Regions from separate parts of the Homo sapiens genome. Here region 2 is linked to region 1. Evidence: read pairs that join two places in POLR2A ChIA-PET (ENCODE). Cell type or tissue: A673. All regions are shown on one strand. Each heading gives the region's core, and the rest is flanking DNA. Links, peaks and the distances in the headings are about the cores only.

What was found. ChIA-PET counts read pairs that join two places held together with the same protein. Peaks named below come from ENCODE experiments on the same cell type or tissue, not always from the same donor. Only the 100,000 strongest peaks of a DNase experiment are listed, where the experiment ranks them.
Region 2: POLR2A ChIA-PET joins it to region 1 with 5 read pairs; 2 of 35 experiments call an interaction of 5 or more read pairs at or near these places.

Annotation. Positions count from the first base shown.
Region 1 is chr2:183,354,273-183,371,074 of GRCh38, forward strand. No RefSeq gene overlaps it. Among named protein-coding and RNA genes, the nearest start is that of NUP35, 240 kb to the left of the region's middle. In A673, for the core only: no CTCF peak of the experiment used is centred there; no DNase peak of the experiment used is centred there.
Region 2 is chr2:183,073,772-183,088,263 of GRCh38, forward strand. DUSP19 (dual specificity phosphatase 19) reads left to right here and starts at 4,976. Exons shown (of 4, transcript NM_080876.4): 1 at 4,976-5,388; 2 at 9,737-9,783; 3 at 13,269-13,421. The coding sequence starts at 5,163. In A673, for the core only: no CTCF peak of the experiment used is centred there; DNase peaks (open chromatin) are centred at 4,960 and 5,250; H3K4me3 peaks cover 1,800 bases; H3K27ac peaks cover 1,278 bases.

The DNA.
Region 1 (16,802 bases), core at 7,580-10,079:
TAGGAGATATATATATACGTATATATATATACGTATATATATACACATATATATACATACATATATACACATATATACATATATACACATATATATACATATGTATACACATATACATATATACACACATATATATACACATATATACATATATACACATATATATACATATATATGGGAGTTAAGTATAGATATAAAAAAATATATATGAAAATATATTAAAAATAATATATATATAAAGGGGAGTTTATTAAGTTTTTTTTTTTTTCTTTTTTGAGACGAAGTTTCGCTCTGTCACCCAGGCTGGAGTGCAGTGGCGTGATCTTGGCTCACTGCAAGCTCCGCCTCCCGGGTTCTCCGCCATTCTCCTGCCTCAGCCTCCTGAGTAGCTGGGACTACAGGCACTCACTACCACGCCCAGCTAATGTTTTGTATTTTTTTTTAGTAGAGACGGGGTTTCACCATGTTAGCCAGGATGGTCTCGATCTCCTGACCTCGTGATCCTCCTGCCTCGGCCTCCCAAAGTGCTGAGATTACAGGCTAGTAAGTTTTAATTTACATGATCACAAGGTCCCACAATAGGCTGTCTGCAAGCTGAGGAGCAAGGAGAGCCAGTCAGAGTCCCAAAACTGAAGAACTTGGAGTCCGATGTTCCATGGCAAGAAGCATCCAGCACGGGAGAAAGATGTAGGCTCGAGGTTAGGCCAGCTCGCCTTTTCATGTTTTTCGGCCTGCTTTATATGTGCTGGTAGCTGACTACATTACGCCCACCAGATTAAGGGTGGATCTGCCTTCCCCAGCCCACTGACTCAAATGTTAATCTCTTTTGGCAACACCCGCACAGACGCACCTAGGATGAATACTTTGTATTCTTCAATCTAATCAAGTTGACACTCAGTATTAACCATCACATTAGGTGTGGCCAAATTGATTTCCAAAGTACTTCTAGCAGTTATTTTCACTAGCACTACTAAAAAATTCCATACATTTCATTTCTTTAAGAAGAAATAACTGACATGAAGCAGATATGGCAAAACATGTTAAATTGGGTGATTGATTGCGTGTATTTTGTTATTTTATGTACCTTCTTTGTATGTTTGTAATAGTTCATAATTACAAAAAATCAAAAACAATAAAAGGGATAAAGAATACAAAGAATATACAGACTGTGACAAGCTGTCTAAGGCAGGCAGGCTCTGCTTAGCTCTAGCTAAGCATTGCGGTGTATAATGGCCTTATGAGTGCTGATAAATTTTCAAGAAAAAACTAAAATCCAAATGTTTAATGTAAAATTTTCTGATATTTAAAGCAGATGTGGACCAAATGAAACATGTTAGTCTGGGATTCGACTGCCCTTTTATTTTTCCTACTTTATTTTCAACTATTTTGTTTCTGTACCCTTTATTCAGGCAAAATTGAACTTGTTATTTAGTAGAGGGATATAACAGAAATTTAGGGCAAAGGTTCTAGAAGTGAACTGACTGATGTAGAAACTAGACTTTATCATTACTTTCTTTGTGACCTTGGGCAAGATATTTTATCTCTATGATTCTTATTTTCTTTACTGTAAAATGGAGACAATCATATTATTCAGATCATAGGTTTAAGATTAAATGCGACTATATACATATACAAGTTTTAAGAACAATGTCTGGCAAACAACAGTCATTGAATAAATGTTAGCTCTTATTATCATCATCTGTAAAATCAGGATAATAGCATCATTACTGTAAGGGTGGAATTAGATGATATTCGTAAAGTGCTAAATGAAGTGCCAGGCACAAATTGTAGCTATAATTCTTATTCCCTGAGCTTTCCCATCTATCTGTACTTATGCTAGTCCCTCTGATTTAAGGTCCTTTTTTAGTTGCTGCATGTTCACATTCTACACATTTTCAAATGTCATTTCAAATACCACCTCCTCTAGAGAGTGGTCATTCACTCATTCAAAAAATATTTATTGAGAACCCTCTTCTGAACCCATGTCATTTTATCTTTTACGTTTACGCTTGTAATATATTGATTTTTAAATAAAAATGTCAGTTTTCAGGAGGCAGAATATATTTTTTATTCAGCTTTATATCTCCCACCCTGGCTAACACAGGGCTAGACACTTAGTAGGCAGTAATTTTTTTTTTTTAATCCAGAAAGGAAATAAACTTTATAGAAATTCTCTTCCTCTGACTAGGGGATTCAGTTACAGTGGTGGATAGGCTTCCAGCAAAAGATACACGGATTTAAAGTCTTCAAAAGATTTATCCTAATCAGAAAATGATGCTTCTCATTCTTTTTGCTACCTTTCCACAAAGATAATTGACATGTCCAAGCAACCTGGATCATTGGGAGGCTGGGACTTTGTCTCATCAGAATTGATAGTATAACTCACTATAAATATCTTACTCATTCAAGGAACCAGAGAGCTGCCATTTTAAAATATGGCTTCCAAACAGCAATAGATTAATATGCTTAAAACTTCTTGAATTATTTGAATTGTCTGCTAAATCCTTGACAAGGTATAATAGAATTTATTGTATTGGTTAGAAGAGTTCTTGGTCCCAGGAAAGTGACATTGATGCACCTCTGCTTCTAATTAGTTATGTGACCATGAACAAATCATTTTACTTCTTTAGATATAATTTCTCATATGTGTGAAGGGATAATTCATTAACTTGGGACAGTTCATAGATTCCCTCAGGCTGTTGTTCTACTACTCCTTCACAAAAGGCTTGTGTGTGTGTGTATGTGTGTGTGTTTTGTTTTTCCATTTGGAAAAAGGCTCAAGGCAAAGTGAAGGAAGAGAAAGGAAAGTCAGGTCTCCCTCTGGTGGGTAAAAAATTATATCGGCCAGGTGCAGTGGCTCATGCCTGCAATCCCAGCACTTTGGGAGGCTGAGGCGGGCAGATCACGAGGTCACGAGATCGACACCATCCTGGCTAACATAGTGAAACCCTGTCTCTACTAAAAAATACAAAAAATTAGCCGGGCGTGGTGGTGGGTGCCTGTAGTCCCAGCTACTCAGGAGGCTGAGGCAGGAGAATGGCCTGAACCCAGAAGGCGGAGCATGCAGTGAGCCGAGATCCTGCCACTGCACTCCAGCTTGGGCAACAGAGCGAGACTCTGTCTCAAAAAAAAAAAAAAAAAAAAAAAAAAAAAAATTATATCAGGGATATTTTGGAGGAAAGGTGATAGGTACTGGGGTAGCTGTGGGGGTCAGGAAGGAGACAGAAAAGCAAGTACTTCCATAAATGAGGCTGGGGCCATATGTTCAAGTTAGAGCAAAATGTTAATGCCATGTCTTCTTGCCTTGGAGTTTCGGGAGAGGTCAAAGGCTGAGAATACTGTTTCAGACTCTTACATTCTAAAGTGAGGTGCTTGGCATCCTAGGTGGCACTTGCAAAGGGGGTGTCCAAAATGGATTTTCTAAAAAAATTTATTACCTAGATCACATCCATATAAGGGTGAAGCTGGCGAGGCTGAGAAAGGATTTATTGGAGAAAGTTATCAGTATGTTGAATTATTCTTCTTTGTCAATCACACCCCCAACGGATGTAATGTGTAGGAGGACATTTTCCTTTCACTTTAAACCAGGTGCAAAGTTTATCTGTGTCCTTTAGATGTGAGGGTCTCCAAGGCTGGTATTTGACTCATCATGCCTGAAGGAGCTCTGGGCCAGAAGCTGAAGCTGGCCCTGTCCCCTTCTGATCCACACAGGAATGAGAACTGCAACGGAAGCAAGCTGCACTTGCTGGCTTGTGTGTGTATGGTGTGACATACGCAAGGTTTCTTGGGGACAAATGTGGAGCCCCTGGATTGATGATAGTCAGAGACTACTTGAAAGTTATCCTGTCCAAGAAGACCACTGTACAATGTGACCAGAGATGGTAGTCACTTGAAACCTAGGGGCTACTGGGAAGCGAATGGATAGCACCACATGTGCCATTTTTCCTGCACGAGAAAAAAGGATTAGCTTTGGAAGCCACATTCACAGGGCACCAATCCCAGAATCTGATAGGGCAGTAATCTGGGACATCTTCAGTCCCGTTACCTCTTTCTTTCCATTCTCTGACCCTGGAAAGAGCGCATATAGGAGAGGAAGCAGGGCCGCCCTCCCACCTGGCTTCCTTTCTCTTCCTTTCAGGCTTCCAAACTTGGGACAGAGGTGATTTGATGGAGGAGAGAAGTTCTAAATTGAGTCTTGATTTTTTACACTGGCCTGGATAGACTTATTTGACTTTTATGCTGGGCCTCATTTTAAACAAATGCCAGAAGAAAGTTTCTTTTTATTTAATATGTAAGAGTGTCTAGAAAAGCCATGGGACTTGCCTGGGATTCTATACAGAAGGGAGAAAGAATGAGTCCATGAAGCCAGTTTAATGGGGAGAAGCAAGAAGAATATAGTTTCTTTTGTCCTTGAATAAGTCCAGCTTATTCAGTGACCAAGTTACAATGGTTTATGAGAAATATATGTAAAAGTGGAATTTTAAAAATTCACTTTTGATTGTTAACTGAGCTTTTAAAATAAGCCACTGTTCTAAGACTGATTTACTTGGGACTCTGGATTTATTAGAATTACGTATATAAAATAAGGGAATTGGATTAGATGATCTTTTATTTCCCTTCTGAAACTGCATTTCCATGAATCTATGATTTTTAAAACTAACATGATGGTTTGAAGTGAACTTAGAAAAGATACTGCTAAAGTCTTAACACCCTAGTTTTGAATTTAAATGTCTTTAGACACTTAATATATGTTTCAATATATATTAGAATTGAATTTAGTGTGGGAATTAGATTACTAAATTATCACGTAGGGCAAATATCTGGCACACCAAGAATTATCCCTGAAACTCTCTTAAGCTGTTCAAACAGCATATCCAGTAGTTTTTTTAAGGAACAAAAGAATACATCTTCTTGGATAGTCCATCACTCCTTTATTCCTGTGGCAACTTCTATATGAGCCTCAAACTGCAGGTCATCTTCTCTGGAAGGTCTTGTGCAGCTTCCACTTTGTATTTGGGATATAGCTATGTGCTCCCTGCACACTCTGAACTCCCTCATCATAGTGGTTAACATGCTCTATTGTAACCATCTGTGTATTACAATGGGATGTTTAACAACAGAAGAATAGTCTAAATCACTGCAAAGAGCCATGTAAAAACTTTTATTGATTTGAGGGATGACTTACTTTTAAGAATGGTCTGCAACACTCCTGGAAACAGAATGTAGCCTAGACTTGGTAGTTCATAGTCTGACTTTGGATAATAGCTACTTAAGGAAATTCGATTTAGATCATGAAAAGGAGACCAAAATGAGGTATGTCTATGCAAAGGAAATTACAAACAAGATCCGAATGTCATAATGTCATGTGCCTAACCACACGGACATTTAAATTTTGAATCTTGGGATAATGTAACTCAAACTACCTGAGGCCAAATCATTAAACAAAAAAGCTTGATTTTATAGATGGAAGATAATTTAAATTAAATTCAAACTGTTAGCACATGGATACCATAACGTCAAATAAACATTTAGGATTTAAAGAAAGGTAAAATAATACATTTCTATGCAGCAGATTTCTCCTGGAATCTGAGAGAAAGAACAAGAAAAGAAAAGCTATTTAAGAGAGAAATCTTACATGAAACTTGTTCATGAGATATCTTACCTGACTATTCAGCTAGCATGTCTGGCATGCTTCAGAGAAGCAATGAAACTTACATTTTTTCCTTATAATGGTTTTATTATTATAAAGTCTGTTTCATATTGATGGTATCAGAGAAATTGCAAATCTTGGGGCAACGCTGCCCTCTGCAGTGAGCAGATCAAGATTATACTCTCAATTTCTAAAAAGTATTTCAACTCCTCTGGGTCAATAATTTTCTCCCAAACCAAATTGATCTACTTGCTGAGTGAATAGATGACGAGTTTAATCTCCTTCCTATTTTGATGAGATGGGCTATACTTCTTAGAGGGTATTTTCTTGTATTTTCTTTTGGGCCTAGAGCCATCAACTCCTCTATCTTTTTTTGGCCTTTCTCTGTTCCTTCTATAATTCCAAGGTTCTCAAAGCCTTCATTCTCTTGTTTGCCCTCCTGGAGGCCATTGTGAAGCTTAAGATATCCCAAGCCTGCAGGAGACTCTCGCTATAGATATAATACAGGATGCCTGCTGAAATTTGAACTTTGCATGAACAATGAAGACAATTTTAGTATGAGTGTGTCTGAAATCTTGCATGAGACATACGTATAAAACACCCTTTCATTTTTCAAATCTGAAATTCAAATTTAGCTGGGAATTCTCTATTTTTATTTGCTAAATCTGCCAAGTCTCCCCATCCCTCCAACCCAAATACCCCAAAAGCACCCACTCAACTCACCTGACCCAAAATGTATGGGATGCATGTACTACTACCAGCTCTTCTAGTTTTAGAGTCTCATCACACATCTTACATCAGTACCCTATTGATACATGTCCATCTGTGTGGGAGCAGGAGAGAGGGACTACTTCCTTTCCATCTTCTCCTGGTCAAACTGGTTAAATCCTAGTAAGGTTTAATTCTTTTACCACTCCTTGGCCTGCTTTAGATTTCTCTTGTAGCCATTTTATCCTTCCTTTTGCTGTTTTCCAGTATGTGTCCTAGAAGTTATTGGCTTAAGCAGGAACCCTCTTTGGGAAGAAGGTGGAGAGTCAGTCATGGAGTAAGATTCTGGGCCTGAAGAGGAGCTGGATATGAACTGTGGGTATAGAAGTTACAAAATCAATATCACTATTTCTTCCTAAAACTCTGGCTGATGATATTACTTTAGAATTAGCCCCAACCCCTGTGAACTTTAGAGTTAAAAAAATCCATCCTTCAGATTGGTATAAATCTTGACCTCTCCTTACCAAGTTACATTAGAATCAATAAATTAAGTGTAAATGATTTTATTTTGGAGTGAGGAAAGGCTTATATACCATTGGCATTAAAAGAAGTGATAAAAATAAAATGGCATATAAAGCAGATAATCTGTGAAAGAATATTGGTTAATTTGAACCTATGTTACTCATAGTAAAAACAAAAAACTAGTATTTGTATGCCCAAAGAAGTATTTTCAGTGCCTATGAGTGGTGGTTTCTTCCTCAGAGTAGGGAGAAATAAATTTGGAGAGTTTGGAAATACCCAGCCTTATATAAACAACTATAATAAACACTAACACAACACAAAACCTTTTAAGAATATTAAAGGAACAGGAAGAACTTGTTCTTAATAGATTCTCAAGAGAATTATATTTCAATCCTTAGAAGCAGTCTTTCCTTTTATTTTTCAATATATTCAATGGAAAGATTTCAATAAAAAATCCAGTGGGACTACATGATAGCACCATTTTGATGTCATTATGATCTGACATTATCTGGGGAAGTAATTTAAAGTATTTCATTAGATAAATGCCTTAATGAGATTGCAAATAGTTTGAAAGAGTGGTGCATTACACTAAAAAAAATCAGTGCAAGAAAACTGATGTAGAATCACCAGATAATTCAAGTTACCTTCAGTTAGAAAAACAAGTGCTGCTATCAAAATACTATATAGCTCTGACTTCACAATTACATTTGTAGTAATTGGAATTATATTATTAAAAAGGATACAATATACGTACTTGGTACTCGGCATCCAAATCTTCAATGTTAAAGGCAAACAGAAAATTGGAATAATTGTCAAGGGATATTTAGAACAAAAAACTGCATTATTAGTTAGTTATCTGTCTAGGTAAAATGAAAGAACCACAGTCAGTCATCACTAGAAAGTTTTAGAGAAGTGCTGTCTTCTGTTTGCAGAAGTTCCATAAAAGTGAATAGCTCAATCAGATGCTTGATAATGTTCAGATGTTGATTTGAACCTCAGGGCCTTATCTAAAGTGGCTGCATTATGTATTTACTTATTATTTTTACCATTTGTCTATCAAGTACTAAAAATTGAACTTGAGTCAACTGAAGTGATACAATAATAAGTCATTTTTAAATGTAATTGGATTTAACACTCTCAGAACACATGGAGTACATTGTTCGATTGTCTCTGGTTCTAATTGGAGGCTTTAAGCAGTGGTTTCAAATGTGAGTGTGCTAGGAATGTCCTGATGCTAGCAGACTTCCCCAGGAGATTTTGACTTAGTAGATCTGGGTTAGGGTTTTCAAATTTTAACAAATCCTCTAGATAATCCTGATTATTGTGATCCAAAAACCATACTTTGAGAAATACTGACTTAAGTTTTCAGCTATTTGTTACATTTGCCATTCTTCCAGGATCCTCTTTATGTCCCAAGCAGCATTAAGCAAACATAACGTGGGTGCAGGATGTGGAGTCAGGACACATCTCACGTTCCATTCCAGTCCATCCTATTCCATTCAATTCCATTAACTTCAACAAATATGCATTCAGCAATGGAGGGGGGGGAGGAGATGTCCAAGGAGAAGGGCTATAGATATGAACTTAAAAAATGTATTTTGCCATAAGGGATTTTTCAAACCTTTCAATGTCTGTATAATAAGGTAAAAGAAATAAAAGGATTTTATTTTATTCTCTACAATGTCCCAGGCACTTAGATCAATGCTTGTCATTTCACATATGCTCTGTAAATATTCACTGAATGCTTAATGAATGAATTGCCAAGCAAAGTAAAATTAAATGATGTAAATATGTAAGCAATGGTCTGGAGGTGGATGGATAAGGGAAGGAGGATAGTTGTGGGGGTTATTAATATTTCTAAAGTAGTTTCATTCCTAGAATTTGCTCTCCTCTAAATACCCTCCCTTTGTGCCTCTCACATTACTCATGGACTATGGTAATCTTACCAGCTCATAGAATTTTAGTGAGAATTTTCTGATCTAATGGTCCAATATGGGCTTTGAGGAAGAATGGATTGGCAGTTAGAAGAGCTGTGGGTTAATCTCAGTGACTAGTTGTGTGGCAAAGCATCCTAATATCTTCCTTTTGTTGGACTAGAAGAGACAATTCAACCTGACTAATTCAAGGAGATGGTAGATGATTACTGAGAAGTTAACTAGGGGAGTGCTTTCACACAAGAGGAAAGAGGCAATTAAAAATTATGAGTTCCTGGATTACCTTCATACCAAATACTATCCTTTCCTTAGAGCTGACCCTATACAAAATTGTTGCTCAGGGGAGCTTATCTACTCATCTCCTTACACGGTGCACTCCAGCTACTCAGGCCTATCCCATTATGCTGCTTTCTCTTTCTGGAGGGTAACTACCAAATTTCAAATCTTTTTCGTCCTTCTGCATCTCATTCTGCTGAAACAATCTTTTTTGAGACAGGGTCTCACTCTGCCACCCAGACTGGAATGCAGTGACGTGATCTTGGCTCACGGCAACCTCCGCCTCCTGGGTTCAAGCAATTCTCCTGCCTCAGGCTCCTGAGTAGCTGGAATTCCAGGCGTGTGCCGTTACTGCCCAGCTAATTTTTGTGTGTGTGTTTTTAGTAGAGATGGGGTTTCATGTTGGCCAGGCTGGTCTCGAACTCCTGACCTCAAATGATCCACCCAACTCGGCCTCTCAAAGTGCTGGAATTACAGGTGTGAGCCACCACGCCCAGCCTGAAGCAACCTTTTATCTAGGACTAATGAACTAAGTATATTAAAGTTTTAGTGAGTAATTATATTAGTAGATATTTAGGGAATGTAAAATGTTTACATTTTAATAGGTTTTCATAAGTTTCTTCTATTCAGTAAATGATTCTAATAGAAATGTCTGGTACTATGGTAGAATAAAGGAGTACTTAAATGTTTTTTTAAATTTTCTTATTGATGCAAAGTATTTTACATATTATGGGGGTACATGGGAGTGTTTGTTATGTTATGTCATAGAGTGTGTAATTATCAGGTCAGGGTGTTTGGGGTGTCCATCACCATGAGCATTTATCATTTCCATGTGTTGGTAACATTTCAAGTCCTCTCTTCTAGCTACTGGGAAATATACAATACATTGTTGCTAACTATAGTCACCCTACTCTGCTATGGAATATTGGGGCTTATTTGTTCTATCTAAATGTATGTTTGTATCCATAACCAACCTCTCTTTATTCTTTCACCCCAGACACTCTTCCAGAATACTGGTATCTGTCATTTGAAATTAGTTGTTTTTTTTTTTTTTTTTTTTTTTGAGACAGAGTCTTGCTTTATCGCCCAGGCTGGTGAGCAGTGGCGCCATCTCGGCTCACTGCAAGCTCCACCTCCTGGGTTCACACCATTCTCCTGCCTCACCCTCCCGAGTAGCTGGGACTACAGGCGCCCGCCACCACACCTGGTTAATTTTTTGTATTTTTTTTTTTTGAGACGGAGTCTCGCTCTGTCGCCCAGGCTGGAGTGCAGTGGCGCAATCTCGGCTCACTGCAAGCTCTGCCTCCCGGGTTCACGCCATTCTCCTGCCTCAGCCTCCAGAGTAGCTGGGACTACAGGCGCCCACCACTGCGTCCGGCTAATTTTTTTTTTGTATTTTTAGTAGAAACGGGGTTTCACCGTGTTAGCCAGGATGGTCTCGATCTCCTGACCTCGTGATCTGCCCATCTCAGCCTCCCAAAGTGCTGGGATTACAGGCATGAGCCATCGTGCCCGACGATGAAATTAGTTTTTAAAGTTCCCACATATGAGTGAAAACATGTGGCATCTGTCTTTCTGTACCTGGCTCATTTCACTTAACATAATGACCTCCAGTTCCATTCATGTTGCTGCAAATGACAAGATTTCATTCTTATTTATTGCCAAATACTATTCCATTGTGTATATATACCATATTTACTTTGTTCATTTGTCCATCAATGGGCACTTAGGTTGTTTCCATGTCTTCGCTATTGTGAATAGCGCTGCGATAAACACATGGGTGCAAGTATCACTTTGATGTACAGATTTCTTTTCCTTTGGATAAGTAGTGAATAGTGGGATTGTTAGATTGTATGGTAGTTACATTTTTAATTTTTTGAGGAATCTCCCTACTGTTGTCCATAGTGGTTGTACCAATTTACATGTTCACCAATAGCATCTAAGAGTTCCCCTTTCTCTGCATTCTTGCCAGTATCAATTATTTTTTGTCTTTTTATTAATAGCTAGTCTAACTAGAGTAAGATGATATTTCATTGTGATTTTGATTTGCATTTCTCTGATGATCTGTGATGCTGAGCATTTTTTCCACATATCTGTTGGCCATTTGTCTTCTTATGGGAAATGCCTATTTATGTCTTTAGTCCACTTTTAAATGGGATTATTTGTTTTTTGTTGAGTTGAGTTCCTTCTATATTTTGGATATTAGTCCCTTATTAGGTGAATAGTTTGCAAATATTTTCTCCCATTCAACAGGTTGTCTCTTTATTCTGTTGATGAACAATTTTTTGTGGTATAGAAGCTTTTTAGTTTAATATAGTCCCATTTGTCTATTTATAAAAATAGTTATCTGTACTTTTGAGGTCTTAGCCACAAAATCTTTGCCTAGACTGAGGTCTTGAAGTATTTCCTCTATGTTTTTTTTCTACTAGTTTTATAGTTCTGTGTATTATGTTTAAGTCTTTAATCCATCTTGAGTTGATTTTTGTAGATGGTGAGAGATAGGGGTCCAGTTTCCTTCTTTTGCATACAGATATCCAATTTTTTCTAGCACCATTTATTGAAGAGGGTGTCCTTTCCTGAATATATATTCTCGGCACTGTTGTCAAAAACCAGTTGGTTGTAAATACATGGACTAATTTCGGACTCTCTATTCTGTTTCACTGGTCCATGTGTCAATTTTTATACCAATACCAAGTTGTTTTGGTTACTAGAGCTTTGTGATATATTTTGAAGTCAGATAGTGTGATAACTTCAGTTTTCCTCTTATTGATCAGGATTGCTCTGGCTGTTCTGGCTGTTTTTTGGTTCCATACAAATTTTAGGATTTTTTTTCTAATTCTGTGAAAAATGACATTGGTATTTTGATAAGTTTCGCATTAAATCTGTAGATTGGTCTGGGTAGTAGGGTCATTTTAATTGTTAATAACCCTTCTGATCCATGAGTGTGGATGTCTTTATGTTTGTAACAGCTACAATTTCTTTCATCAGTATTTTGTAGTTCTCCTTGTGGATATCTTTTACCTCTTTAGTTAAATTTATTTTTAGGTATTTTATTTTTTGGTAGCTATTGTAAATGGGATTGCCTTCTTAATTTCTTTTTCAGCTAGCTCATTTTTGGTGCATAGAAACTCTATTAATTTTTTACCCTGCAACTTACTGAATTTATGTATTGGATCTTGGAGTATTTTGGAGTATTTTGGTGGAGTCTTTAGGTTTTTCTCTAGATATAAGATCATATTATCAGAAAAGAGGGACAATTTGACTTATTCATTTCCAATTTGGGTGCCTTTTATTCTTTCTCTTTTTTTTTATTCTTTTAAAAATTATACTCTAACTTCTGGGATACATGTGCAGAATGCGCAGGTTTGTTGCATAGGTATACACGTGCCATGGTGGTTTGCTGAACCCATCAACCCATCATCTACATTACGTATTTCTCCTAATTCATCCTCCCCTAGGCCCCCACCCTCCAACAGGCCCCAGTGTGTGATGTTTCTCTCCCTGTGTCCATGTGTTCTCATTGTTCAACTCCCACTTATGAGTGAGAACATGCAGTGTTTGGTTTTCTGTTCCTGTGTTAGTTTGCTGAGAATAGTGGTTTCTAGTTTCATCCATGTTCCTGCAAAGACATGAACTCATCCTTTTTTATGGCTGCATAGTATTCCATGGTGTGTATGTGCCACATTTTCTTTATCCAATCTATCATTGATGGGCATTTGGGTTGGGTACAAGTCTTTTCTATGGTGAACAGTGCTTCAATAAACATATATGTTCATGTGTCTTTATAGTAGAATAATTTATATTCCTTTGGGTATATACTCAGTAATGAGATTGCTGGGTCAAATGGTATTTCTGGTTCTAGATCCCTGAGGAGTTATCACACTGTCTTCTACAACAGTTGAACTAATTTGCACTCTCACCAACAGTGTAAAAGTGTTCCTATTTCTTCACATCCTCTCCAGCATCTGTTGTTTCCCAACTTTTTAATGATTTACATTCTAACTGGTGTGAGATGGAATCTCATTGTGGTTTTGATTTGCATTTCTCTAATGACCAGTGATGATGAGCTTTTATTCATATGGTTGTTGGCTGCACAAATGTCTTCTTTTGAGAAGTGTCTGTTCATATGGCCACTTTTAGATGGGATTATTTATTTTTTTCTTGTGAATTTTCTTAAGTTCTTTGTAGATTCTGGATATTAGCCCTTTGTCAGATAGATTGCAAAAATTTTCTCCCATTCTGTTGGTTGCCTGTTCACTCTGATGATAGTTTGTTTTGCTGTGCAGATCCCATTTGTCAATTTTGGCTTTTGTTGCCATTGCTTTTGGTGTTTTAGTCACAAAGTCGTTGCCTATGCCTATGTCCTGAATGGTATTGCCTATGTTTTCCTCTAGAGCTTTTATAGTTTTAGGCCTGTCATTTAAGTCTTGAAACCATCTTGAGTTAATTTTTGTAGAAGGGGTAAGGAAGGGGTCCAGTTTCAATTTTCTGCATATGGCTAGCCAGCTTTCCCAACACCATTTATTAAATAGGGAATCCTTTCCCCATTGCTTGTTTTTGTCAGGTTTGTCAAAGATCAGATGGTTGTAGATGTATGGCATTATTTCTGAGGTCTCTGTTCTGTTCCATTGGTCTATATATCTGTTTTGGTACCAGTACCATGCTGTTTTGGTTACTGTAGCCTTGTAGTAGAGTTTGAAGTCAGGTAGCCTGATGCCTCTAGCTTCATTCTTTTTTCTTAGGATTGTCTTGGCTATGTGGGCTCTTTTTTGAATCCATATGAAGTTTCAAGTAGTGTTTTCTAATTCTGTGAAGGAAGTCAGTGGTAGCTTGATGGAGATAGCATTGAATCTATAAATTACTTTGGGCAGTATGGCCATTTTCACAATATTGACTCTTCCTAACTATGAGCATGAGATGTTTTTCCATTTGTTTGTGTCCTCTCTTAATTCCATGAGCAGTGGTTTGTAGTTCTCCTTGAAGAGGTTCTTCACATCCCTTGTAATTTGTATTCCCAGGTATTTTATTCTCAACTCTCTCTTTGTAGCAATTGTGAATGGGAGTTCACTCATGATTTGGCTCTCTGTTTGTCTGTTATTGGTGTATAGGAATGTGTGATTTTTGCACATTGATTTTGTATCCTGAGACTTTGCTGAAGTTGCTTATTAGCTTAAGGAGATTTTGGGTTAAGACGATGGGGTTTTCTAAATATACAATCATGTCATCTGCAAACAGAGACAATTTGGCTTCCTCTCTTCCTAATTGAATACCCTTTATTTCTTTCTCTTGCCTGATTGCCCTGGCTAGAACTTCCAGTACTATGTTGAATAGGAGTGGTGAGAGAGGGCATCCTTGTCTTGTGCTGGTTTTCAAAGTGAATGCTTCCAGCTTTTGCCCATTCAGTATGATATTGGCTGTGGGTTTGTCATAAATAGCTCTTATTATTTTGAGGTATGTTCTATCAATAACTAGTTCCATCAAAGCCTAGTTGAATTTTGTCAAAGGCCTTTTCTGCATCTATTGTGATAATCATGTGGTTTTTGTCATGGACTCTGTTCATGTGATGGATTATTCTTGCTTTTCTAGTTCCTTGATTTGTACCATTAGTTTGTTTATTTAAAATTTTCTGATTTTTTTTGACATAGTCATTTATTGCTATAAATGTCCTTCTTAATACTCCTTTTGCTATATCTTGCAACAAAAGATTCATAACATTCATAACAGCAAACATTCATAACAGCAATTTATTCATTCATAACATTCATATGTGTAATGCATTTTTTAAAATTTCCGTATTAATTTATCAGCCCAATGGCCATGCAGGAACATGTTGTTTGATTTTCATGTATTTGTATAGTTTTCAAAGTTTCTCTTGGTATTGATTTCTAATTTTATTCCACTGTAATCTGAGAAGATACTTGATATGAATTTGATTTTTAAAAAATAGTTAAGACTTGTTTTCTGACCTAACATGTGGTCTGTCCTAAATGTTCCATGTACTGATGAGAAGAATGTATATTCTGCAGTTGTTGGATAAAATGTTCTGTAAATATTTGGCCTATTTGGTCTAGTATGTAGTTGAAATTCAATGTTTCTTTGTTGATTTTCTGTCTAGATGATCTGTCCAATGGAATAGATTTTCTATGGTAGACACCTTTAGTACTCTAAAATGGGATAATTTATTTACTCATGTATTTAAAAACTGTGTTTCAGTAACTTGTGCCAAACTCTCTTCCAGGAGCCGGGGGTGTAGCTATAAACAAGACAAACAAGTTCTGGCTCTCATGGAGCTTACATTCAATAAACAAAGAAGCAGGTGAACAAAAATAGTATCAGCCAGTGATAAATACTTGGCAGATAATTAAAGCAGAGTGATGTGATAGAGAATGATAGAAATGCTTATTGTAGGCTGTGTGGTCAGGAAAACCTCTCTGGAAAGCTGATGTTTAGACTGAGATCTGAATGACAAGCAGATGCCAGCCAGATGAAGATCAAAGTCAAGAGAATCTCAAGAAAAGAGCACTAGCACCATAGTATTAATGCAGGTATGAACTTGATGGGCAAGTTGCAGCAACAGGGAAGCCAAAGGGGAGAGTGATATGAGACCAGATTGGAGAGGTAAGCAAGGGCCAAGTTACACATGGCTTTCTAAAGTGGGTGAGAGGTTTGGATTTTATTTTAAGTGCAGTGAAAAGCCATTGGGGATTTTAAAAGCAGAGTAGTATACTGTATTTTACAGAGGTCACTCTGGTTGCTATGGGGAAAGCAGCTTGTGGGAGGCCCAGAGGGGAAGCTGGGTGATGTGTTTGGAGACTACTGTGCTATCTGGGTGAAAGATGCTGGTAGGTTTGATGAAATAGAAGTGGTTGGCTTTGTTATACAATTATTTGATGATAGCAGAGCTAAGAGAGCACGTTTATGAATTAAATGGGATTGAAGAAAAGAGATAATATATATTGTGACTTCATATGACATTGTTTCCATCTAGGTACAATTAGTGTAACTTTGGGGAAGAGTTTTAATAACCTTTGGTAATTGGGTTACTGTTTTGTTAAGTAAGTTATTTTTATACTTGGGCACTGTATTAGTCTTCTCAGGCTGCTATATCTAAATACTGTAGACTGGGTGACTTAAACAACGGACATTTATTTCTGACAGATTTGGAGCCTGGGAAGTCCAAGATCAAGATGCCATCTGATTAGGTCTTTCTTGAGGGCTCTTTTCTTGGCTTACAGATAACTTGCTTCTCCCTATGTCCTCATATGGCAGAGAGATCTCTCTGTCTTCCTCTTCTTAGAAAGCCACTAATTCTGTCATGAGGGCTCTACTCACTTGTCTTCATCTAACTCTAATTAACTCACTAAAGCCCCATCTCCAAACACATCATCACACTGTGATCATCATACCAAACACTTCATCACAGTGGAGTTTAGTGCTTTAACATATACATTTGGGGGTGATACAGTTAAGTCCATAGCAAACACCATAAAGATAATCAAAAGTGGGTATGTTCTAGTCAAATGAGAACTTCTAATGAATTATTCTTATTAGCAGAGATTACACTAGAGTACATGTACAAGATTATTCCGTTTGTTTATTTTGTATAGTATGTCTTCTTATCCAATGTTACTTATATCAGATAAGTTACCCGTGAGAACTCTCCAATCTGATTTACGATTTTATAAAATTTATGCTATCATTAGAACTACAGG
Region 2 (14,492 bases), core at 3,511-6,010, 280 kb before region 1:
CTACTAAAAAAAAAAAAAAAAAAATACAAAAATTAGCCAGGCATGGTGTCGCTTGCCTGTAATTCCACCTACTCAGGAAGCTGAGGCAGGAGAATAGCTTGAAGTCAGGAGGTGGAAGTTGCAGTGAGCTGAGATCAAGCCACTGCACTACAGCCTGGGCGACAGAGCAAGACTCAGTCTCAAAAAAATCTTAAAAAATTAAAGAATTCAACAGACCTGAGACTAAATACAAAAGATCCACTGCTTACTACTTCATTTCGATTTAGCCACTTTATCTAAAAGTGAGATTTTTATGAGGATTAGAGGTAATGCTCAGAAAATGCCTAGCATAGCACTTCACATAGACACTCTAAATCTGTTAGGAGAGAAGAATTATATGGAGAACACAGGAACATATTCTAGGGTGTATTCACTTCACACTTTCCCCTTTTCCTCAGATCCAAGTCCCCAAGCCCTTGTAAGGATGTGCCCTTTCTTGCAGGACAATCTATTACCATTCATGTCTCAGCCTGGGAAATGCCTTCCCCAGGGGTGGAATGCTGTCTTCTCCCTCTGGCCTGGGTCTAATAACATTTTGCCTCTCATTTCTCTCCTGCCAGCACTCTAAGCTAGCTTTGTGTAAAGGATTTTTGCCCTTAAGGGACTTTTTGGAAAGCCGTACATTGCAGTGGAACGAGCATTGTATATTGAGTCAAGGGACCTGGGATTACAAGGGATATGAACTTGGGCAAATCAGTTTACTTTTCTGCACCTTGGTTCTTCTGCAAAATGTTGATATGAGTTGGATAGCATCTAGGTGTCAGGATATTAGCAATCAATGTTACTGCAGACATTAATATTCTAGTATTACCAGCAGGGACTGCAGCTATCAATGTATAACCAACAACTCTACCCATCCTCTACAGAATGATGTAGTGTAAAGAATATGGGCTCATGAGTAAGATAGAACTGTGTTCAACCTTGTTACTCAGATCTGTTACCTAACAGATCTGGACTGTGTGACCAAAGGCTATGTCCTTAGGTTCCAAGTTAAATGTCCTTCTTTATAAAAAGAGAATGGATGCCTATTTTATTAGGTTATCATGTGGATTGAATCAGATACTGTTTGTATATTCCTGGGACATAGATCTGTTCTTGTTGAAGGAGTCTTTAAATCCATTATAGTGCACAGTCTTTATCTTACTCAACACTATCAACAGCATATGACACAGCTGATCACATTGTGTACTTTAATACATTTTCTTTACTTGTACTCTCAGAACTCTCTCTCTCATTCATTTTCGTTCAACTCCCTGACCTCTCCTTCTTAGTCACTTTGGTATACATGGGGCTTCTCTATCAACCCTCACTACCAGGCCATCTCATTCAGCTCCATGGCTTTATATAGCATCTTTAAGCTGATTATTCCAGAAGTTGCATTTCCAGCAGATACCTCTCTTATGAAGTCCAGATTCATATGTATAGCTGCCCACTTGATATCTCCATTTGGCTGACTAATTGACATCTCCATTTGGCTGACTAATAGGAGTATTAAACTTAACAAGTCACAAACTTCTTCTCATATTCACATCACCTGTTTCTTGGTAACTGGCAAATCTATTCTTCAGTTGCTTAGGCTAAGAACTTTGGAATTATCTGAATCACCCCACATCAATCTACTAACAGATTCTCTTGGCATGATTCTCACGTATCCCTAGAATCTAACTACTTTTTACCTTCCCTCTGCTGCCGTTCTAGCGCAAGCAACTGTCATCTTCCATCTGGACCTCTGTAGTAGTCTCCTAACAACAAGCAGGAAAGGGAGCTTCCATCCTGCTCCCTTTCCTTGTAGCAGCCAGGAAGACCCTTCTATGGCATAAGCAATGTCATGTCACTTGTCATAGATTAAGTTTCCTGGAAGCTGACTGAGGTGGAGTTTAGCATGCAAGACTTTTCGAAGAGTGCCCTTGGGATCAACACTTGTGGAAGGGAAGAAGAAAGCAGAATTGGGCAGATAGAGAAGTCAAGTGGTTATACAGATCCAATGACAGGCTTAGCCAACCACGTGTTAGCTTTTTAGAGCTAGAATGATTCCTCAGAGTTGTTTCAAATTGGGCTAACATACAGATCTTTATGCTCCCTCATCAATCAGCCATGGATGTGGTCTATTCCATAAGGGACACAACCTCGGCAAAGCAGCCCTCTGCAGCTGCAGCAGTCCCTGAAGGGATTGTTACCAGTCAGCCAATAGTACACCCGGTAGTGGAGACAATAGGTATTCATTGAAGAAGGATCTGGGTAGCACAACACAGGATCCATCATATGACTCCTTTCCCTAGTTCCCTCCTGTGGCTTCCTATCACTCAGAATACAAGCCAAAGTTATTATCATTTCTCTCTGTCCACATCTCCTCCAACTCTTTCCCCTAATTCACTCCCTTAAAGCCAAGTTAGCTACCCAGGTGTTTCTTGAACCTCTCCATCTCCTACTAGTGCACTCCTGTTTCAGCACTTGGCATAGACAGTCCAAATCTGTCAGAAGATTTAGACACTTGGCTATTAAGCTATTCCCCCATATATCTACAGGGCTGGCTTCTGCACTTTATTCAAGTCTCTGTTCAATTTTCACTGTATCAGAAGTGCTTTCTCTTACCACCCTAAAACAAATAACACGCTGCCCTCTCACTCTGTTCCCTTATTTTGCTTGATTTTTCTTTTTTTAGCATTTAAATTATGACCGAACATGGTTATATGTATATTTGTTTCTTGCTCTCTCCACTTGGATATAAGATCCATGAAAGAAGGGACTTTGTTTTTATTCACTGCTGTATTTCCAATGACTATAACAGTGCCAGGCACATAGCTGATGCTCAGTAAATATTCGTTAACTGTAATTATTTTGGAAGCAGGGCCGTATTCTACAGTAAATAAAAGATAAGGCACTGGACTGAAACAAACATAGGTTTTATTTGTGATTCTAATCACAAATAGGGGTGAGGTCAAATATGATAATGTGTGTAAAGCATTGTTAAGCAGCTAAGGGATAATACTAAGAATCTAAAATTGTTTATAAGCGCAGTGCCTAGCATGCAGTGAATGCTTAATAGTACTTATTTTTTTGATCATTATTATGATAAATATATGGATTGATTTATGGTTAGAGTTGTTTTTTGATGAGCCTGTGATTGTTGTTTAAATGATGCAAATAATCTCTTCAGTTTTTCATTTTAGGACATCCTGTAGATAGCCTGAGCTTATATATATATATATTTTTCTCTCTCTTTCTTTTTCTTTTCTTTTCTTTTTTTTTTTTTTTTTTTTTTTTGAGACAAGGTCTTACTCTGTTGCCCAGGCTGGAGTACAGTGGCATGATCATGGCTCACTGCAGCCTCAACCTCCTTAGCTCAGGTGATCCTCCCACCTCAGCCTCCCAGGTAGCTGAGACTACAGGCACGTGCCACCAAACCTGGCTAATTTTTTGTATTTTTTAGTGGAGTTGGGGTTTCATCATGTTGCCCAGGCTGGTCTCGAACTCCTGGGCTCAAGCAATCCACCCATTTTGGCCTCCCAAAGTGCTGGAATTACAGGCATGCGCCACTGTACTGGGCCTATTCCTTTTTCAAGAGGGAGAAGTTTGGTTTATATCTCAGTTTGCTCAGGCTGCTCTAACAAAATGCCATAAACTTTGTTGCTTAAACAACCGAAATATATTTTCTTACAGTTCTGGAGGCTGAGAAGTCCAAGATCAAGGTGCTGGCCTATTCAGTTCCTGCTGAAAGCTCTCTTCCTGGCTTGCAGACAGCCAGCTTCTCCTTATGTCCTCATACTGTCTTTCCTTGGTCCATATAGGGGAGCAGGCAGATTTCTTTCAGTTCTCCTGAAGCCACTAAACCCATCATGAGGACCCTACCCTAGGGTCTTAGTCTAATCCTAAATTACATCCCAAAAGTCCCATTTAAATACCATCACCTTGAGGTTTAAAGCTTTAACATATGCATTTTGAAGGGACAGAAATAGTCAATCCATAACAGTTGAATTTTTTTATGTCAGAAAGTTTCAACAACAACACAAATTTTAATATGTGGTATTGGAAGAAAAGTTTTCATAAGTGCAACTTCTTCATTTTATATATGTGTTTATACATTGTGTTGAAATTCATTTAAAATTACATTTACTTTAATAGGGGTTTGAAAAATTTCTCTTTAAAGGAATCTTGTGATTTCTTTTGCAAAACTTTTTTTTGGTAATCAGAATCATCGTTCTATAATTTATTTATCTGTTTTACAAATTTGGATGCTTACACAATTGATTTTCTTAATTCTTCGTATGGATGGACTTGCTGCAATTCTTATTTAGGATGTATATTTACTGTATGAAATGAAAATGTAGGCTGAAAGTCAGAAAATAAATAAATTTTAAGCTCTTGTCAATCTACATATATGAGCATAAATTTTAAAAAATATATCTTTTTTCCCAGTTTATTTAAATTGTTGCCTCACAAATACGCACAACAACTTTATCTAGTAAACGTTCCTCTTGCATTAACAGCAAAAGCAGAAGGTGTGAAGGATACAGGAAGCGAGAAATAACTTTTAACGTCTGCTCTAGCCCTCCTGGACTAGCCTAAAAGCAGACAGGCAGGAAAGGCTTTGGGACATAGGGTGATTTGCAAGGTGACTCCGCCGGTCTCTTTCAAGCGGGAGCGATACACAGGTCAGCCCGGATCGTCCATGGTCACTGCCGTAAGTGACACTAACAGAATATATCAGAAAATCACTGCCTTTAAAGAACCAGGACATATCATTCCTCTCTCCAACGAAGTCTTATATTTTACCATTCTGCGTGTATTAGAAAGCTAAATTTAAACAGCAACAATAAGAAATCTTCCCCAGTGGATCCCTCGAGCCTTTCGGGAAAATGCAGGTTTCTGGCTGACAGGAAGAAGAAACAGCATCCAATCGGCACTTGTGTCTCAATGACCAATCAAATTTCGCCTTACATTGCATCGCTGGGATAAACGGAGCTGGACGACTCAGTCTCTTGGTCTGTGGCTGCTGCGGTTACCTGGATGGGCGAGCACCTCTGAGGCTGGCTTTGTTACCTGGGCAATAAGGGACTAGCAGTTCAGCCGTTTTCTATGCCTGCTGGATTTGTTTGTATTTGTTCCCAGCCACTGCTCATGTAATGTACTCCCTTAACCAGGAAATTAAAGCATTCTCCCGGAATAATCTCAGGAAGCAATGCACCAGGGTGACAACGCTAACTGGAAAGAAAATTATAGAAACATGGAAAGATGCCAGAATTCATGTTGTGGAAGAAGTAGAGCCGAGCAGTGGGGGTGGTTGTGGTTATGTGCAGGACCTTAGCTCGGACCTGCAAGTTGGCGTTATTAAGCCATGGTTGCTCCTAGGTGAGTATATCGACTTGCCACTAGATCATTGAGTCCTTTTAGCCAGATTACGTTCTCATTTTCCCCCTTTATGCGTAATAGTCTGTATTATCAGCTATCCTGCCGAAAAGCTGAACTGTTTCCTTTTTTGGATATGGAACTTCCATTAGCCAGCTAGAGCCGTTTCTGCCTCACAGTGTACCCATAAGAAGCATAGATGCTATTCTCGTAGCACTTGGCACTGCATATTTGAATTTTAGAAAAGCTTTCTTCCCGTTTCTCTAACTTCTCTGGAGAATAACACATTGATGTTGTGTTTTCTTGGCTTATAAAAAATACAGCTTGAAAAAAAAGGAATGAAAAAAGAATGTTTGTATCAGGCAGAACTACAAGTGACAATGGTTAAAGTTATAGAAAAGTTAATACTCGAAATAGTCCTGTGCTTGCTGGCCTGCGCAGCTCTTACAGACCGTGCGGAATACATGCCTCCTGTGGCCACGTCTGTTCATGGTGTCTGTTTTTGGAGTGTTTAAGAGAAGGAGATCTTAAGATCTTATGATTTATTTCGTATTATGGAAATACTGAGCCCCTATACAAGCATAGTTCACAAATAGCAAATGAAGCAAGGTTATAAAAGTGCAAACTTGTTAATTTGGCAAGAATATGGTATGGTGTTCTTAAAAAAATAGTCAAGAATGTTTTCAAGTACGTCTGAATTATTTCTATTTATGAATAGAGAAATTAAGACTTGGAAAGACTAAATGACTTATCACTATGCAGCTAAGGCATTCTTGAATAGAGAGAAGACTGAGAAATAGCCCAGGTGCTGTTCACCTAGTGTCTTACTCCTTTGAGGAATCCTGTGAAGTAGGGATTATCAGCTTTGTTTTACAAATAGAAACCAGGATTTAAAATTGGTGAAGTAATTTACACAAGGTAACACACCTGGTAAATAACAGACGTATGCATCAAGCCCAAGTCTGATGGACTCCTGCTGTCCATTGTTATACTAGGCTGCCTCACATAGACCAAGTTTTCAATCCTGCTCCGCCTCTAATTTACTAGATTAGCTGGTGCAAGCCATTTATCCTTTCTGGTCCTCCAAAAAGCCATTTGTAAAGATGAAGTAACAGTATCTGCTTATGTCATAGGATCCTCCTGAGGTTGTTGTAAAAGGTTTTTGATGCAAATCAATTGCAGTGTACATATAAGTTATTAAATATTATATGAATTGTTACATAGGCTGTCTTTAAATTCACCAAATAAATGTCTCTAACTAGTTTCTACAGTCCCGTGAAAAACTGTACCATATTCTTGTCACATTTACAGTGAAAAAGTGAGTTATTTAGGTAATCTGAAAAGTTCACCTAGGCCCTGCTCACCATATCTAGGAAAGAAAATACGTCCTGGCACATTTTTCAGTTATTTTGGCTTCCACTGTAGTAATCATGGCTTGGAATAATTATGGTAGAATTTTCATATATCATTCACCAATTTAGGGTCTTCATGAACTTTGCTTATTACTATTATTTGTGGACTTACCCAAAGTGAACTGATCAAGGTAGTGTTCTGAGATTGGGGTTGGAAACCTCCCCAGGATAGTGGGAGAGTCCTGGGAGGAACTTCTGAAACTAGCCCTAATAAGGTCTTCTCTGGAATGGGATACTTTCATCAGGAGCAACCTCCTCCCTTCTGAAAGCTCACCTTTTTCTGCCTAATTACAAGTGCCTCATTCCTAAAGGATCCATGGGTGGTTCCACCCGCAGTTCTTCTACATGAATGTTGAAAGAGTTGTTTCTGACCAGACTTAGTTTACGTCTGGGAGACTGGGGTTGTTTGCAGGTTGGTTCTAAGAGCTTCTTTCACCTCCTCAAAGCGACACAGCTTCCTCCCAGCATCGCATGCCAAACAACTTTTGGTTTGGGTGATGAATAAAGAAAATGAAGAGTTGTAAAAATGTAATCTTTTTTAGTTCGTAAACTCTAAAAAGTGACTGCATTTAAAAAATATTACATAGGCCCTCGAACCATTTAAAAATGGAGAAAAGATTTTAGACAGCATTTTTGTCCTAGGCTTTGAACATTATATATAGACAGATAATTATTTATTATTTATTTATTTATTTTGAGATAGGGTCTCAAAATAAATCCAGGGTGGAGTGCAGTGGCACGATCTTGGCTCACTGCAACCTCTGCCTTCCAGGCTCCAGCGATCGTCCCACCTCAGCCTCTGAATAGCTGGGAATACAGGTGCACACCACCATGCCTGGCTAATTTTTTTGTACTTTTTGTAGAGATGCGGTTTTACCATGTTGCCCAAGCTGGTCTTGAACTCCTGGGCTTGAGCAGTCTGCCCGCCTTGGCCTCCCAAATTTCTGGGATTACAGGCATGAGCCACCACGCCTGACTAAACCACCAAATTTCAATTATTTGAACCTATTTTTTCCTCTGGAGTTGGTTAGGGCTTTCTACATTAGAAAACAGAATTTTAAAAAAAATTATGAAGTATTTCAAATTTATAGAAAATTACAGAAACTAATAGACAATTATGTATATACCATTCAGCTTTAACAAATGTTAATATTTTGATAGGCTAACTTTTAAGTATAATAAAGCTGAATGTGAGCTCAGTAGCGAACCTGTAAGCTTGGTATTATCAAGAGGATATTGGCCAAACAGCATACTTGCTGGCCTTTCAGCCACCTAAAATCACATAATAAAAGTTGGCTGAATTCCCAGATGGGTAACTTAAAAAAAAAAAAAGTTTATGAAATAGAACCTAATTCAGGAAAGTAAAATACTTGAAATCTTTAAACTGTGAAACTCACTTTATTTTGACTAGTTATTCTCCATATGAACTTGCTTATTAACTAGAGCCAGTTTCCAAGTGTGGGAGATCTGGGAAGCCGGCTGTGACAGAAAGAGATTGTAGAAGGGCACAGCCCTAGTGATACATGGAGTGTGGGTGGGATCCTGCAGACCAACAGCATTTGCTCTAAGCTACTGGGTGTTCCCAAACCAGCTGGCACAAAGTCATCTTGTGGGTGTGTGGTTTTTGTAATATCCTTTTTTAAGTTACAAAATAAAGAGATGTTTATTGTAAAAAGTCAGAATGAGCATAAAGAAGAAAAAAAAATCACCTGCAACCCCATTGTTAACATTTTGTTCTATGTATACCTCCTTTCCATTTTTTAAGCATATACATATTTTTTGTTGTTATAAAAATGGATGATGGTATTTTGTAACCTGCTTTTATAACCAGATACATTGAGAACATTTTTCTTTTTTTTTTTTTTTTTTTTTTGAGACGGAGTCTCACTCTGTCACCTAGGCTGGAGTGCAGTGGCACGATCTTGGCTCACTGCAACCTCTGCCTCCCAGGTTTAAGCAAGTCTCGTGCCTCAGCCTCCTGAGTAGCTGGGATTACAGGCATGCACCACCATGCCCAGCTAATTTTTGTATTTTTAGTAGAGATGGGGTTGTGCCATGTTGGCCAGGCTTGTCTCAAACTCCTGACCTCAAGTGATCCACCCACCTCAGCCTCCCAAAGTGCTGGGATTACAGACAGGAGCCACCACTCCTGGCCAAGAACATGTTTCCATGCTATACATATTTTACCACATTTCTTCTTTCTCTCTTTCTCTCTCTCTCCCTCTCTTTCCCTTCCCTTTTGTTCGTTCGTTCGTTCGTTCCTTCCTTCCTCCCTCCCTCCCTCCCTCCCTCCCTCTCTCTTCTCTTGTCTTGTCTTGTCTTTTCTTTTCTTATCTTTTCTTTTCTTTTGTTTTCTTTCTTCTGGCTGTGTCACCGAGGCTGGAGTGCAGTGGCATAACCATAGCTTACTGTAACCCCGAATTCCTAGGTTCAAGGGATCCTCCTGCCTTAGCCTTCTGAATACCTGGGAATACAAGCATGCACTACCATGCCTGGCTAATTAAAAAAAATTTTTTTTCTATAGACAGGGTCTCACAATGTTGTTCAGGCTTACATTTCTTATTTCTAATGGTGGTAATGGCTGTATGTATTTCACTACACAATTATACCATTTTTTATTTAATGCAACAGCTATTATTGGGCTTTTAGTGTTCTTTTGTTTTTGTTTTGTTTATATTACAAACAATACTATGGTGAACATCCTTACAGCTAATCTTTGCAACATCTATAACTTTTAGGACAAATTTTTAGAAGTAGGATTTCAGAGTCCAGGAGTTTATGTAGGATGACTGTTATCAAATTGCCCTTCAGAAAGTTGGACTAAGGTCCTTCCAAGTTGTTGGTCTTTTTTTTTTAATAACAGAATTGCTGTAGAAATTTATATAAAAGTTCAAGATGATTATATTTGTGTTCAAGGTGGTATCATTTATTTCTTCTAGGGTCACAAGATGCTGCTCATGATTTGGATACACTGAAAAAGAATAAGGTAAAAAAATGCTTTAAGTCTGGCACCATATACACAGAATATTTTAATTGTTTTATTTAGGAAAAACTGTATTGGTCCATCTTTGGTATATTATGGAGTTTATTTGGTAACATTTTGGCTATCATTTCAATAGAGTTGAAAAATAATTGGCACATAATTCAAATATGTGGATCTGTAATCTGTCTTTCCAGTTTTACATTCTTCTTGATCTCCTTCATGTACCCTCATGAACCTGACCTTGGAGGCATGTCTTTCTTGCCTGTGTTTATGTAGTTCCTCTGTGTGGGATAGACTTTCCCTCATCTCTGCTTGTCCAAGACCTGTCCATACCTTAAGTCCCAACTCACATACCACGTCTTCTGTAATGCCATTTCCAGCCACTCTACTCCATACAACTGATGTGATTTATTACATATTTACTCAAAAGGATTTTTAGCCCTCTACCATTTTTTTGAGTACTGTTTCAGGTCATGGAATTGCTGTAGGTGAAGGAGTGCAAGAGATTCTTGTTCACTTGAAGCGTATGACCTAAGGGGCAGACAGAGAAGAGAGACAAGCAGCTACCGAACAGCGTTTGTGTGCTTTGATGGGGAAGTGCAGGGTGCTGTAGAAGTGCATAGGAGATGATGCTCTTAACCCATGTTTGGTTTGGTTTGTTTTTGGGGGGATAAGTGAGTCAGGGGAGACTTCCTGGAGGAAGTGATATTGAAGTATTTCTCTGAAGAGGCTAGGAAAGGAGTAGACAGCCTGTAATCCCAAGGCTTTGGGAGGCCAAGGCAGGAGGATTGGTTGACCCCAGGAGTTCGAGGTTACAGTGTGCTATGATTTTGCTACTGTACTCCAGACTGGGCGACAAAGCAAGACTCTATCTCAAAAAAAAAAAAGAAAGTAAAGTGTTCATACAGAATAAATGATATGTGTGAAGGCCCAGAAGCAAGAGAAAGGTGGATGCTTTCAGGGACAGAAAAGTTCAGTGACCCTGGAATAGAGAGTGTGAGAAAGAAGGGCACCAAGAGACAAGGCCAGAGAGAGAGGTAAGCATGAGCCAGATCACAAAAGGCCATGTAAGCCAAAGTTAGTTGTGTGGACTTGATCCAAAAGACTATGGAAAGCCACTGAGAAGTTACCCAGAGATGTAACAAGGTCAAATTTGCAGTTCAGAAAGATTTCTCATTAGAAGCAGTGTGGAAAATCGATTGGAGGGTTGCTCAAGTTAGAGATGGGGGAAACTGGTTATAAAGCTATTGCAGTAATCTAAGGAAAAGATGATAATGGCTGAGATTAAGATTTAGTGGAGATAGAATTAGATAGATGTGAGGGGTTTTTTAGAGGGTAGAATTCTTAAAATTTGATTACTTATGAGGCAGGATAGGGAGTGGGGCTAAGGGAGAAGGAGGAGTCAAGGCTGATGTCTAGCTTTCTTTGGTAACTAAGTAAAGTTATCGTTCCATGAGATTGAAAGCAACGTAGAAGGAACAGGCTTTGAAGGAGAAACAGTGTGCTCAGTTCTGAACATGTTAGGTTTTGGGTGATGTGGATCATCTAGGTGGGTGGATATGTAGGGTCTGAAGTTCAGAATAGAGGTGAATATATAGATTTAGGAATCTTCAGCTTTTAAGTAGTTACTGAAACCATTAGAATAGATGAAGCTGCCTGGGGAAAAGTGTAAAGTAAGAGAGAAGAGGGCCTATGACAGAATCTTATCACAGAACTGATAAATTGAGGAATATCACCCTATATGGAATGATCAAACAAAGAAGAGTCCGCAGTGGGAAAGGAGGATCTAAAAGAGGCCCAAAGAAGGTAAAACAAAAAGATGGTGTCATGGAAACTAAAGAGAATAGTGTTTTAAGGAGGAGAGAGTCAGCAATGTCAGATGCTGTAAAAGTTTAAGTACGATTAGGACTAAATTATATCCATGGGACTTGGTGACAGAGAGGTTGTTAGTGCGTTTGGTGGAAACAGTTTCATTTGAATTGGAGGCCAAAGCCATATTGCAAAAGATTGAGAAGTGAGGAAGTGATGGCAAAGGGAAAAAAAAAAAGAGAGAGAGGAGCCATAGGTGAGGAGGGGGAGGGGAGAGCTTTGAGCATGTTTTAAGGCTGATGGTAGAAGAAGGAATTGAAGATACAGAAAAGCAAGAATTATGACTATAGGGAGATGCCAAGAAAGTAGGAAGCACTGTGACTCCAAGCACAGGTTCTGGAATGAGCCTTATCGAAGATGCACGAGCACATCCTTCATTGTAATCAGAAGGCAGAGGGGAAGTACAGATGTGGACAAGGTTGTTAGGTTTTTTTTTTTTTTTTTTTTTTTTTTTTTTTTTTTTGAGGCAGAGTCTCGCTCATTTGCTCAGGCTGGAGTGCAGTGGCATGATCGTGGCTCACTGCAACCTTTACCTCCTGGGTTCAAGTGATTCTCAGCCTTTGGATTATCTTAATGGACTGTCTGCCTGGCTTTCTTCCACATGGTTGGTGGACTCTAGGAAAAGGGGCTCAAATACATAGATGCAAGAGGAGGAGGTTGCTCAAGTGTACCATCTGAAAGAAAATATTTTACAACCACACCTCCCCTTACTTTTCAGCCAGATTGGTTCATCAGAATCTCTGGGTATGAGACCCTGTGTTATTGATAGTTTTTAAGAGTTCATCAGGTGACTCTAATGTGCAGTCATCCTGGAGAACCATTTTATAAAGTAAAGAATATGAAGGAAAATAGGGAAATAATTCTTGAAAGGGAAGTTGTATACCACTGATACACTTCTCCTATTTAAGTTTTTATATGGATATTCACAGATTAATTCAACAAAGATTTTAAGCATTTTCTGCTAAACTCACTGCTCATTCGCTTATAACACTAAGTTAAACATGGTCCCTACCCTCATGGAGTTTCTAGTGCAGTGAAAGAGAAAAACAATCTCTAAATGGCATGAGCTATAATAGGGCAAGTCCAGGGCTATGAAAATATATAGGCCAGGTGTGGTGGCTTATACCTGTAATGCCAGCACTGTGGGAGGCGGAAGTGGGAGCATCACTTGAGGCCAGGAGTTCGAGACCAGCCTGGGCAAAAAAAGTGAGACCCGCCCCCCTCTTCTCTGAAAAAAAAAAAAAAAAAAAAAATTAGCTGGGTGTGGTGGTACACGCCTGTAGTCCCAGCTACTTGGGAGGCTGAGGCAGGAGGATCACCTGAGCCTAGGAGTTCAAGATTGCAGTGGCCTATGATTGCATCATTGCACTCCAGCCTGGGTGACAGAAAGAGACCCTGTCTCTGCATGATGATAATAATAAGTTAAAAGAGAGAGAGAGAGAGAGAAAACATATAGTAGAAGGAGCACTTCTGGTGTGGGATTGAAGCAGTATTATCATTCAAGTGAGTCGCATTTAAATTTTTTACCTTTCTTGTTATAGATATCAACACCCCAGTCTCTTTTTAGGTAACCTAATTCATGGGATTTAAAACAATCATCTTTTTTCTTTCTCTTTAAGGTGACTCATATTCTTAATGTTGCATATGGAGTTGAAAATGCTTTCCTCAGTGACTTTACATATAAGAGCATTTCTATATTGGATCTGCCTGAAACCAACATCCTGTCTTATTTTCCAGAATGTTTTGAATTTATTGAAGAAGCAAAAAGAAAAGTGAGTTTTGTTTTGATCCATAGTTCTGCAGAAGCAGAAATTTGAAAGTGTGGATCCATTACCCAATCTTTATTATTTTTATAATGAATCTCTAAAAAACAATTATGAAATTTCCCTTCTAACAATATTTCATTATTTCCTACAATTATTTGGTTAATTGCTCTTTTTTCAATGAGATGTTTAGTTTCAACATTAATTCAGACTATAAAACAGAGACTGCTCTAGACTTGTTAGTGTATTTATGATGATTAATATGCATTTGATTTTAATGAATGAGATAGTTATTGTGAAACTATGCATTTTTAGCAGTAAAATTTTAAGGCACTCTAAGGACTAAATGTGTATTGCTTTACTTAGATTGTATGAAAATGCTGATCAGAAACTGTCTGTTGGTTTTCTGAAGTTAGAAGACCAATAGCCAATGTCATATAGTACTTCAGGCTTGTTATTGAAGTCAACATTCTGACAGGCAAAGTTTCTAGGTTGGCTGTTATCAACAATTATTCCTTGAAATGTCATCATTTTTAGTCAGCAAATAATTCTTACAGACTTTATGTAAGATACGTAGATGGGAAAGTAGAAGCATTTACAGAGAGAAATAACTCTTCTGGAACACCTAACAATGACAGGATTACAATCAGGTTTAATTGAACTCTGGCCTACCTTCTCTCCCTTTATCTTTTCTCCTTCCCATTTTCTCTTCCTCTCTCCCTTCTTTCCTTTCATTTAGTAATATTTATTGAATGCCTTAGGTGCCCAGCACTGTTCTACGTGCCTTCCTACTAGACTACCCAGAAAATATAAAACTATTCAATTCTACTGTTCATCAACTTTACTTAATAGCAGATACAGTCATGCACTGCATAATGATGTTTGGACTGCATATATGATGGTGGTTCCATAAGATTATAATAATGTATTTTTACCATACCTTTTCTATGTTTATGTATGTTTAGATACACAAATACATACCATTGTGTTACTGTTGCCTACAAGTCAGTACAGTAACATCTGAACAGGTTTGTAGTCTTGGAGCAATAGGCCATACCATTCTAGGTTTGTGTGAGTGCA